2 separate regions of the Mus musculus genome follow, and region 1 is linked to region 2. A link is a loop called in an ENCODE intact Hi-C map of the cell type or tissue named here. Cell type or tissue: heart. All regions are shown on one strand.

Evidence for each region. Hi-C counts contacts between places; a loop is a spot of excess contacts. Peaks named below come from ENCODE experiments on the same cell type or tissue, not always from the same donor. Only the 100,000 strongest peaks of a DNase experiment are listed, where the experiment ranks them.
Region 1: it touches region 2 in a loop (5-fold over the local background); 2 of 42 quality-filtered maps call a loop at or near these places.

Annotation. Positions count from the first base shown.
Region 1 is chr11:100,405,587-100,410,586 of GRCm38, reverse strand. P3h4 (prolyl 3-hydroxylase family member 4 (non-enzymatic)) reads left to right here. Exons shown (of 8, transcript NM_176830.3): 7 at 1,080-1,224; 8 at 1,443-2,120. The coding sequence ends at 1,465. Among named protein-coding and RNA genes, the nearest start is that of P3h4, 6.6 kb to the left of the region's middle. In heart, a CTCF peak has its summit at 2,311 (motif pointing right); DNase peaks (open chromatin) are centred at 616 and 2,296; H3K27ac peaks cover 1,082 bases.
Region 2 is chr11:100,327,958-100,332,957 of GRCm38, reverse strand. No RefSeq gene overlaps it. Among named protein-coding and RNA genes, the nearest start is that of Gast, 3.9 kb to the left of the region's middle. In heart, no CTCF peak of the experiment used is centred here; no DNase peak of the experiment used is centred here; H3K27ac peaks cover 87 bases.

The DNA.
Region 1 (5,000 bases), 78 kb before region 2:
TTATTATTATTATTATTCCAAGCATTGGTGTTTTGCCTGCATGTATGCCTGTGTGAGGATGTTGGATCCCCTGGAACTGCAGTTACAGACAGTTGTAAGCTGCCGTGTGGGTGCTCGGAATTGAACTCAGGCCATCTCTCCATCCCATGACCTGGGCTTCTTAAGGGATTGCTGTGTGGTTTATTTATTCAGTACTTACCTTCAGTGAACTTGGGAGCAGACTTCATCGTCACACATGGCTGCCTTAGATGTTTGTCCTCCCAGTTCTGTCATTTGCCAGCCGTTTGGCCTTAGCGTCTCCATCTTAAGTAACATAGCAAAACCCTGCTTTTTATGAGAAGAATGCCCTTTGACTTTTATTATGGTGACAATTAAATGAGATTATTTAAAGCTCATAGTACGTGCAGCTGGCACTCCGAAGATGCTCAGAACCTGCAGTGACGGTGATGACTGTCACTCTGGGTCTGCTGTTTGCCAGATGTCAGGCTTGGGTTGCAGTAAGTGGCTGAGAGAAACAGTCTCCCAGAGGTTCTCATGAGGGGGGCACAGCTACAGAGGCCAGCATGGGCACCAGTGAGGGTGATGCTTGAAGGCCTCAGTCTGGAGTGGACATGTGGCTTTGGTGGAATCCACGGGCCCATCCAGGTCAGGGCTGCCAAGGCATTCCTGGCAGGAGAGGAAGAGCCAGAAGACAAAATGCACAGACTAGCAGTGTTCTCACTGGGTGTGGGGCTGAAGGTGGGGCTGAGGTACAGGCGGTGCTGACGCTAGCACCCTGCCTGCCTCTGCTGGTTGAGCCCCAAGTGTCACTCAGGGAAGCAGTTTCAGAATGGGACCCAGCAGGAGAAACCCTGACATCCTGTTAGATGCTGACACTGGGGAGGGGAGGGGAGGGGAGGGGAGGGTCATCTGGGGCCTGCCTGCCCAACTCCCGCCAGGACCACACCAGGAAACCTGCTAAAGTGGGTGGGGGCTGAAAGATGGGGGCGGGAGTAGAGGGTGTTCTGATCTGAAGGGGAGCCTATTTGCATGTGGGTTTGCTGTGACTCAGTTTCTCCCCCATCCCCGGGCTGCTCTAGATGGAACTGGAGGAGACAGAATCACTCCCAGAGCCTGAAGAACCTCTATCTGATGCTGAGTTCGAAGGCGAGGGCGACTATGAGGAAGGTCTCTATGCTGACTGGTGGCAAGAGCCAGAAGCCAAGGGTGACGAGGCCGAGGCCGGTCAGTACTGGATTGTGCCGAAGGGATAGGAACACAGCTTGGGATGGGCACTGGGGACAGGGTTCTCTCCCTGGGCTATAGTGCCAGGGGAATGCAGGTGGGTGCTGTCACCCTTCTCAAGGGTGCAGCCTGTTAGTGATCTATGCTCCTGCTAGGGTGGTATTCAGACACCTGTTGCAATAGGCAGGACTAACTCTTGCTCTCTCTTTCCTTTTCAGAGCCAGAGCCTGAACTGACATAAGGCGGTGACATGGCGCACTCTTCAAGCTCAGGACACCTGGCTGGGGGCAAGAACTATTTATTAAAACTTAAAATAGCCAGGTGTGGTGGCACACACCCTTAACCCTGGCACCCGGGGGAGGCAGAAGCAGGCAGATCTCGGGACCAGCCCAGCCTACACAGTGAGATCCTGGCCAGGCCAGGCTACATAATGAGATTTTGTTTCAAAACAAAAACAACTGAGTGTGGCATCACATGCCTTTAATTGCAGCAGCTGGGATGCAGGGGCAGGTGGATTGCGGTGAGTTTCAGGCTAGCCTGTAGTGAGTTCTAGGCCAGTAGAGGCTCTGTTGTAAGACCCTGTCTCAAAATAAAACAAAAGGAAAAACCTTAAAAGGGACACAGTTGACCTAGTTTCCACTCAGCCTCCACCTTAGCTCTCTCTCTCTCTCTTGTGTCTTTGAACCGCAGACTGGTAGCCATATTGCTGGTTGGGAAGTGAGCTCTTGGGGGTCTCTGTCTCCCTTTCTGCTCCTGCGGAAGTTTTCAGCTTCCGGCTTGAGTCTCACAGGACCAAGGCCAGCCAGGTGGCGGTTGTGTCTGAGCTGCAGAGTGGGTTGTGAAGAACATTGGGCTTAGAGCTCTGCTGCTCAATAAATGTTTATTGTTGAAATGAATCATAACACCTGAGGCCAGTCTGCAAGGTGGAGGTGTCTGGGTACAGGCCCTCGCCTCCCTCTCTCTGCCAATCTTCCCTTCTCTGTGTAATGCCAGTTGGTGTACCCTATGGCCTTGGCAGGTCCTTTACTCCCCTGACATCTGATAGAGAGCTGGGGATCCCCGTGAGCTGTAAGGAACCTCAGACCTGCCACCAGGGGGCATGAAGACACAGTATTCCAGGGAGCCTTTGGAGGACGGTGGTTTCGGGTTTCTAATCGGGGATGTCTGTATTTTTCTAGTCCCAGGCCACTCTTCTTGGTGTTTAGAGGGATATGAAGAGGGGATTAAAGACATTCACTACACGTTTTTCTTTCCTGGAATTTCCCTAGAATTAGAGCATGCATTCCTAGTCTGGCCATTGTGGGAATGAACCCCAGCTCACTAGCCAGAGGGTGGGATAGCCAGAATTCACTTGTCCAACCTTGCATTGGTTCGGGGTGGGGGTGGGGCAGGAGTCTGGAGGAGTGGGGGGCAAAGATGCTGTTCTAGTAACTACTGCCCCCACTGCCATTCCATTGCAGAGTTAGGGACAGAGGGGCACTTTCAAGTGTCAAGAAGGTGACAGTTTGCCGGGCGGTGGTGATGCATGCCTTTAATCCCAGCACTTGGAAGGCAGAGGCAGGCAGATTTCTGAGTTCGAGGCCAGCCTGGTCTACAAAGTGAGTTCCAGGACAGCCCAGGGCTACACAGAGAAACCCTGTCCCAAAAAACCAAAAAAACCAAAAACAAAAACAAAAACAAAAAAAATGAAAGAAAGAAAAAAAAAGAAGGTGACAGTTCTGTCTTATTACTCTACACCTTGACAACTCTTATGGAGCAGAGGCCTCTACAATGAAGATTGGAGCTGACCCAGGGAAGGGCATGACGTTCTCATTACCACCCCTTGCTCCCAGGTGCCAGATGGCCAATCCTGGGACTCACGAACTTCTGTGTCCTAGAGGACTGATGTCCCATCTGTCTCTCTCTCTCTCCTAGGCTCTGCTCCAAGTCTATTGGCCTTTAGAGGTAGAACTGTGTTCCAGATAGGTAGCTCTCCTGTAACCTCCATCTCTGTTATAAGAGAGTCTAGACTGGTTTCCTGACAGCTTCCACGTACCAGGATGGCTCTGCCTACCCTTCCCATCCCAGGCTGTCGCACTGTCAGCATCTAGTGGCCTACCTCCTGCTCCAGGGAGAGGCTGCCCTCCAGGTCTGGCAGCACATGCTGCAGGGAGCAGGATGTGCTTGAACATGTCTGCACAGATGTGTGCTGCTGTGAGCACCAGCTCTGGAATCTAGACTGCTGGGTGTGGGTCTGAAAAGTGCCTGTGGGTCAGAGTGCAAAGAAGTTTGTGTCTGTGTCTGTGCCTAATGTGCATGCACTTGTGTGCACAGGTGTGAGGGTGCCCAGAATCTCTTTCAGCGTGTATGTCCTGTCCATATACATGTGTACCCAAATGTGTTTGGGGAAGGCTCCATTGATCCACACATGTATTGAGTGCCTTTCACATACCAGGCATGCTGCAGGTTGCTGGGCACAAGATCATGAGCAAAGTAGGCCAATCATCCCGCCCTCTCAGAATTCTGTTTCACTGGAGGCAGGTGGTGAGCAATAGATCTTAGATAAATTGTTAGTATCCCAGGACTCAGGAGGCAGAAGAAGTCTTACCACAAGTTCCAGGCCAGCCAGGGCTACATAGGAAGACCCCATCTAAAAGACAAAAATTGAATTATGCTAGATATATCAGATAAGAAAAATAGAGCCGGCTAAGAGGGATCCAGAATGCTGAAGGGTCTCAGATGACGTGTGTAACTATGTTTGAGTATGCATATGAATGTGCATGTGTTGTGACTGAGTGTGCATCCAAACATGTGTGTGTGTATGTGTGCTTGTGCGCGTGCGTACATGCCTATTAGTTACACCTAGGAATCCTGTTCAGGCTCTTGGCCAGTCCAGTATGCCTCACTCAGCTCCCCTTTCTCAGGGAGCTGGCAGCCCCTCCCATCCCATTGCCAGGCCAGCTGACTCCCCAAACCGGTGAGACAGAATCCCAGCCAGTCTCCGCGTGGGCCCTCCAGCCCATTCTCCCAGCCGCACCCTGTCCAAATGCTCTCACCTCACCTCACCACCCCACCAGCTCTCCCATTCTCAACAGTATGCTGGGTGGAGGTGTGGGATGGGCAAAACACTGGGCTGTGACCTCACCCAATCAGACCAAACTCAAGAGATGCCACAGGAGTGTTCTGGATCCAGAAACTGGATCCCACCTGTCTAAAAGCAGAACTCTGTAGTGCAGGGTGCCCCTCGGGTACCAGCCTGGATCATTGTTACCCTCAAAACTGCTCCCCTTATTCTGGGTGTGCTGGAGTTGATGTTCAGAGAAGGGAAAGGGAAGTGTTATGATCTGAAGGAAGGTCAGGTGGAAGGGAAAGGCCCTGGGCTTGGGGTTGTCCGCTGGGGCCAAGGAGAAGAATGCACCCTTACTGTGTTTAGCCTACGAGGAATTTGAAAAGTGAGAGTGGAGAAGGGAAGAGGGGAAGAAAAGAAGGTTGGAAAGACAAAGAGAAGGGAAAGGAACAGAGTCCTGGTGTCAGGCCCATGGGATGGAGGTCTCATGTTGGGGGCCCTGGGACAGACTTGTTGGGGTCATGTAGGAGAGCAGCTTCCTAACTTCTGCGAGTGATGGTCAGCAGAAGAAAGAGTCCCATTAGCTCTCCCAAACCCCACTAACTTCCCGCCTCAGCTTGAAATATTTTGAGAGATGGAGAGATGGCTCAGTGGTTAAGAGCAATGACTGTTCTTCCAGAGGTCCTGAGTTCAATTCCCAGCAACCACATAGTGGCTTAGAACTGTCTGT
Region 2 (5,000 bases):
CCCCAGCTAGGATGGCAATTATTATAAACAGCAGCCTGCCTCCTATTCAGCAGTGGTGGCTGTCATTGTAGGCACTGCAAAGTGCCCATGACAAGGGTCCTCTTCAGAGATGAGAGGCATAGCCCTTTCCCTCGGGTGTGCGCACTGCATATTGTGCTCACAAAGGCCTGTGGTTGGATAAAAGGGAAGGCTTCCTGGCTCTCCCCTTTTCTAGTTGTTGAGATGCTTTCTCCTCCAAACATTGTAGGGGAAATGACTTGAGGGTGGGCCTTGGGACAATGCAATATCCGAAGCATTTTGCACAGCACCCGTGGAAATTTAATACATTTTGCACTTTTCTCCTCCCTTTGTCTATGTTGAACCTCAGTTAGCCGTCTCTGTGAAATGGGATTCATTCATACAGGCATCACAGGGCAGGGGCGGAGGGGAGTGGGAGAAAGTCCAAGCACAAACTTGGCACATTTGGGTAATTCCCTTCAAAGCATCACTTTGTGACCCCGAGATTTCCTGTCCTTCAAGAGAAAGCCCCCACTTAATTGCCACTGGAGGAGGCAGCAAAAATGAAGTCTCTGGAGGCTGAGCCTCCCAAAGGCCATTACCTACCACTGAGCAGGAGGCCAGTGTTGGAAACCAACCCTGAGCTGTTAAGTGGTGTTTGTGTTCACTTTCTGGGCCTGTGAGGTTGGAAACCAGACCATGAGACTTAGTCTCATGCCCTCCCCATGACCCCCGCCCCCACCGTCGTAATAGTGCATGTGACAGGCGGGTAAAGTTCTCTGTGGGAATAAATGCAGTTAGTTTGTGCCATGATCCTAGGACATTAGTGTCATCGTGACTCTATTCTATGGATGAAGAAACTAAGGCCCATGGAGGGGGAGCACTCTCCCCAGTCTGAATTCATGCACATAAAGAGGAGCTGGGCTGGAGCTCCTCCTAGGAGGAGGGATGCGGGAGGCAGAATGATGGTTCACTGAATAAGTAAGTCCCTGTGCCAATCCTTAGAGGCCATTGCAAAGATGTCACTGAAATAAGAAACTCAATATCTATTACCTGTCTGACTGGACCCAGTTTAACTACAAAGCGGAGGAGAGCTTTGAAGTCTTAAGGAGGATCCCAGCCAAGGCTGCTGGTGTGAACAGGAGAGTCTACAAGGCCACATGGCTGAATTAGGGGGTTATGGAGAGTTAAAATGTTGCAAATAATTAAGCCCGGTTTGCAGGCTCAGGCCTTTCATCTCAGCACTTGGGAGGCAGAGGCAGACAGGTCTCTGAGTCTAAACTATCCTGGTCTACAACTAAGACTACATAGAGTTTGTCTCAAAAAAAAAAAAAAAAAGTTGCGAACCAAAGGTAAATTATCTTGGGCTATTTTTCATGTGAGCCGAATGTGGATGCTGGCAATCAAACCTGTGTCCTCTGCAAGAGCAGGAAGTTCTCTTAACCTCGTCTCTCTGGATTGAGGTACCTGTCCTTCCTTCCTTCCTTCCTTCCTTCCTTCCTTCCTTCCTTCCTTCTTTCCCTCCCTCCTTCCTCCTCTTCCTCCTCTTCCTTTTTTAAAAAAATATTTTTGTGTTTTATGCATGTGAGTACGCTGTCTCTGTCTTCAGACACACCAGAAGAGGGCATCGGATCCCACGACAGATGGTTGTGAGCCACCATGTGGTTTGAATTGAACTCAGGACCTCTGGAAGAGCAGTCAGTGCTCTTAACAGCTGAGCCATCTCTCCAGCCCCTCCTTTTTTTTTTTTTTTTTTTTTTTTTTTTTTGACAGAGTTTCTCTGTGTAGCCCTTGCTTGGCTGCCCTGGCACTCACTCTGTAAACTTTTCTGGCCTTGAACTCAAGAGATCTGTCCTCACAGAGATGCCACCAAACCCGGCTCTACATTCTTTATTTACTTACTTAGTTTTGGCGGTATGCATGTGCCTTGGCTTGTGAATGGAGGTCAGAGGGCAACTCTTGGGAGTCAGTTCTCTCCTTCCACCACGTGAGTCCTGGGGCTTTAACTCAGGCAGTCAGGATTGGCAAGGAAGACCTTAAGCTTGATGCTAGCCCATGGGAAAATGTTCTTGACTTTTCAAATATTTAAAATCTGGTTGGGAACGTAGCTCGGTAGTAGAATCCTTGCCCTGTGTGCACCCTGCCCCCAGGTTTATCTCTAGCACTACAAAAACAGAATCGACCCACCCAAACCCTAAATAGTCCAAATTTATTCTCATTAGGGAGCACTAGCTTAGACTGAGGGTCCGGGTAACAAGACCACCGCTGGGATAAGAATATGTACAGTACTGTCATTGCCTGGGTGAGTTGAGAGCCCACGGGTCCAAAAACAGCCATTTTTAGGGTACTCCACTAAGGGCGACTGTTCCCTGGAGACAGGGCTCCAGTCGCAAGCCCGCACGCATGCCTGCCTCGCTCCTGCTCACCCACACAACCCGAACCATTATTGATGAGCGAAAACCGCTGTCACACAGGCCGGTGCCTCAGCTCCCTAATTAGTTCTTAATAGCGGAAAAAGGGAGAGGTTGGCAGTGACTCAGCCTCGCCAGGCAACTGGGGCTTGGAGGGCGTGATGGAACTATGGGAACACCTGTGAGAAGCTCGTCTATGTGGGCATCTTATCCGCTGTGTGGGAGTGGAGGGGCACAGGGATGGCAGCCGGGACGTTGCTCTCAGGCAGAGATAGAGATACCTACCTTCTTGCCCACTTTCAGAAGCCTAGGAGCATACAGAGAGGGCATGGTTACCCCATCCTTTCCTTAGCCTCTCTTGGCATCCAGCCCCTTCCCCCTCCCCCACCCCTCCCTCCTCCCCCACCTGCGTCTCTTAGGTGTGCTTCTCAGGCAAAGGTTGGGGAATCCTCAAACCAGATCCTAGGGATGAGGCCAGACTCAGGCACAGGAGTCTGCATGCAGCATGAGCAGCTGCGCGAGAGAAGGGACCGAGTGAAGGATGCTTTGGAACTCCAGGCTACCCAAATCTGAGGATGCTGAAGTGCATTATCTAAAATGCAGTGTTTGCCTTTAGTCTGAACACACCCTGGCATATGCCTTATTTTTCTGTTATTATTTGTGTGTGTGTGTGTGTGTGTCTCTCTCTCTCTCTTTTTTAAAGATTTATTTTATGTATGTGAGTACACTGTAGCTGTCTTCAGACACACCAGAAGAGGGCATCTGATACCATTACTGATGTTCGTGAGCCACCAGGTGGTTGCTGGGATTTGAACTCAGGACCTCTGGAAGAGCAGTCAGTGCCCTTAACCACTGAGCTATCTCTCTAGCCCTTATTTTTGTTTGTTAAATTACTTTTTCTTCAAAATCATTTTTACTACATTTTATTCATTTATTTATTTTTCATGTGTGTGGCTATGCATGCCCGAAGTGTGAGAGTGGAGGTCAAAGGGCAGCTTGCAGGCGTCACCTCTGTCCTTTCACCTTTTAGGTCCTGGGGATTGAGTTCAGGCTTGGCAACAAGTGTCTTTAGCTAGTGAGCCATCTCACCAAACCGTGGGAAGTTATTGTTTTATTTTTACGAATATGACTGTTTGCCAGCTTGGATATCTGTGCACCACCTGTATGCCTGGTTCTGTGGCGGCCAGAAGAAGGCATCAGATGTTCTCAAGTTGGAGTTACAGTTATGAACTGCCATGGGGGTGCCGGGGAGCAAACCTGGGGCCTCTGAGGAACAACCAGCACTCTTAACTGCTGAGCCATCTCTCTAGGGCCAGACTCTCGGTTCTGAGACAGGGTCTCACTGTGTAACCCTGGCTGTCCAAGGAACTTGCTATGTAGATCAGGCTGGCCTCAACCTTCTGAGCACCAGTATTAAAGACTTGTACCACCACACTCGTCCTACAAGGCAGGGTTTTATGGAGCTTCGCCTAGTCTCAAACTCTCTATTTAGATGAAAATGACCTTGAACTCCTGACCTTTTTGCCTCCACGACTGAAGTGCTTTGCTGTACAATACATCTTTAGTGCACATGGCACTTTACACATATGATCAAGGCTGTTTGAGAGACTGAGGACTGCCTGAGCTACCTATCAAGATAAAGTTTCTATCTTCTCTGTTTCTCTGTCTGTTTGTCTCTGTTTTGTTTGTTTGTTTGTTTGTTTGTTCGACACAGGGTTTCTCTGTGTAGCCCTGGCTGTCCTGGAACTCACTCTATAGACCAGGCTGGCCTCGAACTCAGAAATCCACCTGCCTCTGCTAAAGGCGTGCGCCACCACCGCCCGGCTTCTCCCTCTGTTTTTTTGAGACGGTGTCTCCCAATACAGCTCTGGCAGTCTCTCACAGAACCTGCCATAGTCTCCCAAGTGCTGGGAATAAAGGCTCGCACTACTATGCCCGGTGCAAGAGCCAATCTTTCTGAAAGGTGGGGGTGTGGCGGGGGTGGTGGTGGTGGTGGTGGGGGGGGGAGAAATGGCTCAGTATTTAAGATTTACCTACTACTTTTGCCAAGGATCTGAGTTGGATTTCTGCACGCATGTCTGGCAGCACTTGACATCCAACCATCTCTAGACTCTGTGGCCACCTGCAATCATTTGCATACAATGCTGTGCTCCCTACCTATACATAATCAAAACCAAAACAAAAAAAAATTTCAAACATAAAAGAAAAATGGAGGACAAGCTGGCCGTGGTGGCTCAGTCCCAGCACTGAAGAGACAGAGGCAGGCGGATCTCTGGGATTTTTAAGCCAGCCTGGTCTACAGAGCAAGTTCTCGGACAGCCAAGGGCACACAGAGAAACTCCCAACATGCACACACACACACACACACACACACACACAAATGTCATATGAAATTTTTTATTACGTATAATTAATATATACTAATTCAGATTTTTAGTGGGGTGTGGTGGCACATGTGTTTTACTCTAGCACTCAGGAGGCAGAGGCAGCAGGAACTCAGTGAGTTCCGGGCCAGCCTGGTCTGTATGATGAGTCATTGTCCTAAAGAAAATAATCTTAATGCATAAATGAGAAAACCGATTGAAAGGTTCC